2 separate regions of the Homo sapiens genome follow, and region 2 is linked to region 1. The links are chromatin loops, found by intact Hi-C in ENCODE. Cell type or tissue: heart left ventricle. All regions are shown on one strand. Each heading gives the region's core, and the rest is flanking DNA. Links, peaks and the distances in the headings are about the cores only. Region 1 overlaps MTMR2 (myotubularin related protein 2). Region 2 has its middle 41 kb from the start of MTMR2.

The links. Hi-C counts contacts between places; a loop is a spot of excess contacts. Peaks named below come from ENCODE experiments on the same cell type or tissue, not always from the same donor. Only the 100,000 strongest peaks of a DNase experiment are listed, where the experiment ranks them.
Region 2: a loop joins it to region 1, with 2.2 times the contacts of the local background. A loop is called at or near these places in 12 of 110 quality-filtered maps.

What each region holds. Positions count from the first base shown.
Region 1 is chr11:95,847,766-95,850,690 of GRCh38, forward strand. It overlaps MTMR2 (myotubularin related protein 2), which reads right to left. Exons shown (of 15, transcript NM_016156.6): 8 at 2,835-2,925; 9 at 1,909-2,097; 10 at 1-134. Among named protein-coding and RNA genes, the nearest start is that of CEP57, 59 kb to the left of the region's middle. In heart left ventricle, for the core only: a CTCF peak has its summit at 1,483 (motif pointing right); no DNase peak of the experiment used is centred there; H3K27ac peaks cover 516 bases.
Region 2 is chr11:95,963,496-95,966,420 of GRCh38, forward strand. It overlaps the pseudogene RPL32P25. Among named protein-coding and RNA genes, the nearest start is that of MTMR2, 41 kb to the left of the region's middle. In heart left ventricle, for the core only: no CTCF peak of the experiment used is centred there; no DNase peak of the experiment used is centred there.

The sequences.
Region 1 (2,925 bases), core at 317-2,816:
TCCTCAATGTTGGGGTACACAATCTCCTTAAGTTTTCGTAATGATTCTCTCATAACATGAATATTGTGGATATCCAGGAAAACTAGTTCAGCATTTTGATAGGCATCTTCACTTTCATAACCTCCACCCTTTGCCTGGAAAAAAGCACACATCATGGAAAATCATAAATGAATGCACATCTGTAAACAAGTGACATAAAATATCCAATAGCATAAAAGATGATACATATTACTGGAGACAAGGAAAACTCCACAGGAAAATGTGGATGGCTCAGGACAACTTATTTAGCACAACCACTCGCTTTCTTGTGTTCTTCTTTACAAAATGAATATATACGTAGTCTGACTTGCCCATATGGCCATTATTAAAATTAAATATGAAACACATAGGAAGGTATTTAAACACTGTAAAGCACTAAATTTTCCCAGCCCATACGCCAAGTCCTACCCAAACATAAGTTCTTACAGATGACTTCCTTTCATATATACTGAAATTACCAGACTGTAAGTTTCATGTGCTGAGACCACATGTCTGGTTCACCTATGCTTCTTCACCTCCCTGCCTCTTCACCTCATTTTAATCTTCATATCTGAGAAATAAACTCTTTGCAATCAAAATGACCTGCTTCTTTTTTAACCACATAATTCTCTTTAAATAAAAAGACAGAACAAGGATAAAAGCACAGAATGCTATCATCATCAATGTTCTCAAAGACTTAAATCTACATCTACAAAATAGAATGAGAAAATATTTGGTGTTCAAAATAAGCTATGGCTAGAAAGAAGAACCTTATTTTTCTGGACTTAATCTTTTTATATTTCATGAATAAAATATTCTATCTCCTACCTAACTCGTGTAAAATTATACTTCTTAGAGCCCTAATAGAAACAAATTAGGAAAATACTGGAGCAGTAAATTATACAAAATTAAGTGATTATATGACCCACACCTTTGAAACAACAAAACCACCAACTCATAACCAGCAACAAACTACTGAAAGAACAGAAGTTCAGCTTCCTTTCTGACACTGAGAGTCTGGGAAATCGTTTGGCACAATTATAGAATTTACAGTATTTCAAGGGATACCTGTTAAAGATTACTTCTGAAGAGTGGGAATAAGACAGGAACTTTCAATTCAAATTTGTTGCAACATTCTAGAAAGACAGCAGTGGTAACAACTATACAGAACCTGTCACCGAAACACATAGAATAAAAATGCCCTGGATTCAGGTAGTGGCATGGTTGTACAACTTTGTGAATATACTAAAAGCACTGAAATGTACACTTGAAAAGATGAGCGCTTTTCAGTAATGGTACCTGCTGCTGTAGTTATGTCTTCTCTCTCCTTCCCTCCTCCTATAGATTTGGTCAACTGAACCAAAATTTCAATTTCCACAATGCTAATATTTATTCTGCTGGAACAATCAGCTACAGCTAACTGCCAATTCTTCAGTCTGAATAACTTGTTCAGGTGGAGGACGGTCAGAAGAGGGCACCACTAGTCACCGAGAACACTAGTTCGCTATTCCTAGAGCAGTACTATACAGGGACTTCAGTGAGTCATAAGCTCAGTTAGTTGTCAACTTTGGAGAAGTGGGAAGCTAAGAATAACTGAACACCTAGTTATTATGTAAGTAAGCAAAAGTTTATGCATTATTTTTTATTAAATGATTTTTGCTCCCAAAACAACACTGTTAACTATTATTATTCTCATTTTTACCAATAAACAAATTGAGGTCTAAAGAGGTTAAATAACTAACTCAAAATCACACCATCAAGTTGAAGAGCCAAGACAAGAACCTATATGTTTACCACTGTAGAGCCTGAGCTCTTTTTACTACACTGTGGCCCTGCCAAACTCAGCTGATTCATGAAACCATAATTATAATTACTAAGAGACCATCTGACCTTGTTGGCAACAGCATTAACACTTGGCCGGGCATCAAATATAAAGATTTTGTGAGACTGGGCATTGGAATCCATGATAGCTTGAAGGTATTTTTCATCTTCTTTGCTTCGCTTTCCACTCACTCCAACCATGGGCTGGCTACACCGAGTGATTGTGGCTTGACTTTCAGGATGAATCCATGATAAAACCTTAATGAGGAAAAAATGGTAACACACCTTTTACATACTTCTCTGTTTATAATTCTCAAAAACAGTACTCAGTAAAGCTCTGCTTTCTAATTGGATCCAAAGCCTGGCCATGAAAGGACATCTGAGGCTGCTAAGAAAAATCATCACCTTTCCTTCAAGCCAATTCTGGGATGTGGAAAACTTGGTCTAATTCTTTAGTCAGATACTGATTTAGGAAAGTATTTGATTATTGGGAAATGTTATCTCCTGAAAAAAATACTGTGAAACAGGGCTAAGTAAACCCCACTTAATATATTAGTAAAACTGCTCAGTTCTAAAAGCCTTTAGAATCTATGAATTTTGTACCTAAAATTATTTAAGCTCATCTTTCTAAGATCCAGTTATAAATCTGTAAGGTGTTCTTTCTAGGACTTAAAAAAAAAAAAGAACATTTATCATCATGACTAAAGAATATACAATAAGATAAATAAATAGTGACTAATACACACAGCAAACTTTTTCAGTGAAGAATCATGCAATTCTGTGCAGTTATCTAATACCCATATCACACTCTCTGGAAGCCTCTTTAAGTCTTTCTTCCAGTTTTAACTTTACTAAATAAATCAATCTCCAATATCCCCATGAAAGACCTGCTGCTGTAGCTATTTATATCCTGAATCCATTCTCCTACTCATTAATCTCAGCATTATGTTGAGTAAAAAAGCACTTGCAAAGGCTCATCCAAACTTCCTACTTACTGGGATACGGCCTCTTGATCTGAAGGATGCCACTCTCTTTAATTCTTCATCAGGAATATTTGCTGGCACAACCAGGAGGGCAGGGTATGTA
Region 2 (2,925 bases), core at 295-2,794, 120 kb after region 1:
TACTGGGCTGAGAATGCTCACAATGTTTTCTCAAAGAAGAACCACACAGCCATCATGGAAAGAGCAGCCTAGCTCATCATCAGAGTCACCAATCCTAATGCCAGGCTGCACAGCAAAGAAAATGAATAGACAGGTTGTGTGCACGTTTTACTTGTGTTTAAAGAAAACCATAAAAACTGCCAAGAAAGGTATGAATAAATTAAGGAATAAGATAACAAATAATGGCATACACAACAACCAGGTTAAGAAACAGAACACTACCAGTACCTTAAAAGCTCTCTTTGTTCCCTAGACGCAACCATTAGGCTGGCTTTTATGAGAATTAGTCTCTTGCTTTTCTTTGCGGTTTTGCCAATCTGTATTATAAACCAAGAAGTATCTGAGACAGGTCTCAATCAATTTAGAGTTTTATTTTGCCAAGGTTAAGGACTATGACCTGTGACACAACCTCAAGAGGTCCTTCCTGACAATATGTGCCAAAGGTGGCTGGGTTGCAGCTTGGTTTTATACATTTTAGGGATACAGAAGTTACAGGCAAAGACATAAATCAATGCATGGAAAGTATACTTGGCTCAGCCTGGAAAAGTGGGATATCTTGAAGCAGTGGGGGAGTTGGGTGGCGGGGGGATTTCCAAGTCATTGGTGCATTCAAAGATTTCCTAATTAGCAATTGGTCGAAAGAGTTTAGCTCTGCCTAAAGAGTTGAAGTCAGCATAAAGAAATATTGAGTTAAGATAAAAGGAGAGGTTGTGGAAGCCAAGGTTCTTATCATGTAGATAGAGCCTTGAGGTAGCAGGCTTCAGAGAAAATGTCTCTTATCAGGCCTTAAATGGTGTCAGACTCTGCATAAAAGACATAGTAAGGGAAGGAGATTCTCTATAGAATGCACATTTCCCCCACAAGAGACAGCTTTGCAGGGCTATTTCAATATATGTCAAAGAAGTATATTTGGCAGTAAAGTGACTTCCCTCAAGGCCTGCTATTTGTCATGTGATGCTATACCAGAGTCAGGTTGGAATCTGGTATCTTATTGCTATCAAGAGCCTGCTTCGTCAGTCTCAAGATCTCTGTTTTAATGTTAATGCTGGTTAGATGTTTCTAAACTCCAAAGGGAGGAGTATACAGTGAGACATGTCTGACTCCTTCCCATTATGGCCTGAACTTGTTTGTCAGGTTTCTTTGGGATCCCGTTGGCCAAAAAGGGGTCCATTCAGTCGATTGGGGAGCTTCGAATTTTATTTTTGGTTTGCAGTATGTATTCTTAAATAACATCTTGTTTAGTTTGGCCTTTTAAAATATTTTTTAAAAATAGAATCAAGGTGTAGGGTTTTTTGTGTGTGACTTGCTTCTTTCATTCAACATTATGTTGATGTATTTAGCTCATTCCCTTTTCTTGTAGCATTACATTCCATTTTATGACAATACCTCAATTTACCTCTTCTAACATTGATGGACATTTAGATTTTGTTTTAGTTTAATTCCCCCCACAGTAGATACTAAGACAAAGATCTGCATGCAGGGAGTTTATCTGGAAGGTGATACCTGGAAGCACTGTGAAGGCGTAAGGAAGTGAGACCTGGAAAGAATAAGAACCAATAAAGCATTTATTTATAAGCAGATTACCACAATGAGCAACCAGGCTTATTCCCACTGGGAACTCTGAAAGATAGTGTGAAACACACATGAGACTTATCCACTAAAGGAGAAGGGATCTGGGCTATTTATCCACCATCCTAAATTGGTTGAAAGCCCCCTTTGGGACAGAAATTCTCTTCTACTTAAGGCTTGTCCCAAGTATTCTGCTAAAGACGATGCCCTCAGGCAATCGTCAAGAAATATGTAGGAGGCAATCATCTTGACAGCAGCTGTCTAGGATAGATTAAAGCGATATGGATGGAGCCCTTTTGAGATCTGCTACTGCAACCCGTTGCACCCTTCAGATCCACTCAACCCTCACACTATGTTCACTCTATGTTGTCACTGATTCTTCAAATTTTTAAGGTACAGGTACCTGAAAAAGAGAAGAATAAAAGGCTTAAATGTAGATGGAGTAAGTACACTCCCTACTGCTGTAGTTGGTCCTGAGGCCATCAGTTGATATTCATCATCTCCCACCTTTACCACCCATGGTAGACTTCCCTTGGTCAGAATATCTCTTGGATGCTTCTCTTGGTAGGTGACCCAGTCCTTTATCTTTGAGGGAATTGAGTTTCTGGTTACCTTGCCCTTTTCAAGACTAGGTAGTTGCAATTGCCCATGTGCTATTATCACTGGGCATGGAATCACCAAGAGGTACCCTGGGGAATTCTGAGTTAGAAAAAGTTGCTGACTTTATACTATAGATGCTTCCTGTCAAAGAGCATGGTAATTATCTATTTGGTCTTTAAAAATGTTCTTTATTAGAATTTGATAATTTTATGCATGTAAGGCTCAATACACACACATATACATGTATATCCACACATATCCTAGATTTTGATGTTACTGTGAATATGATTTTCAAGTTATGCTTTTTAATAGTTGGTGGCATATAAAAACTGCTTTTGTGTGTTGATTTAGTTTCCAGAAAATTGGCTAGATTCTCTGGGGTTTTCTAAATGAATAACCACATATATTTATGATTATCCAATTATGATTGTTTTGTTTCTGTACAATTTTAATGTATTTTTTTTCTTTTTTTGTTTTCTTGTACTGAGTAGGACTTCCACCAGAAGATCAGGTAGGAATGGATGATAGTGGGCATCCTCTTCTTGTTCCTGCCAACTTTTTAAACCAACTTTGTACTCCTGGGAGAAACCCAACTTAGCCATAATGTATTATGTCTTTTATATACAACTGGATTGTGTTGGTTAAAATTGGGTTTAAGATTTTTGAAACTACATTCATGAGTGTGACTAGTCTATAATTTTCCTACCATGTGCCAGC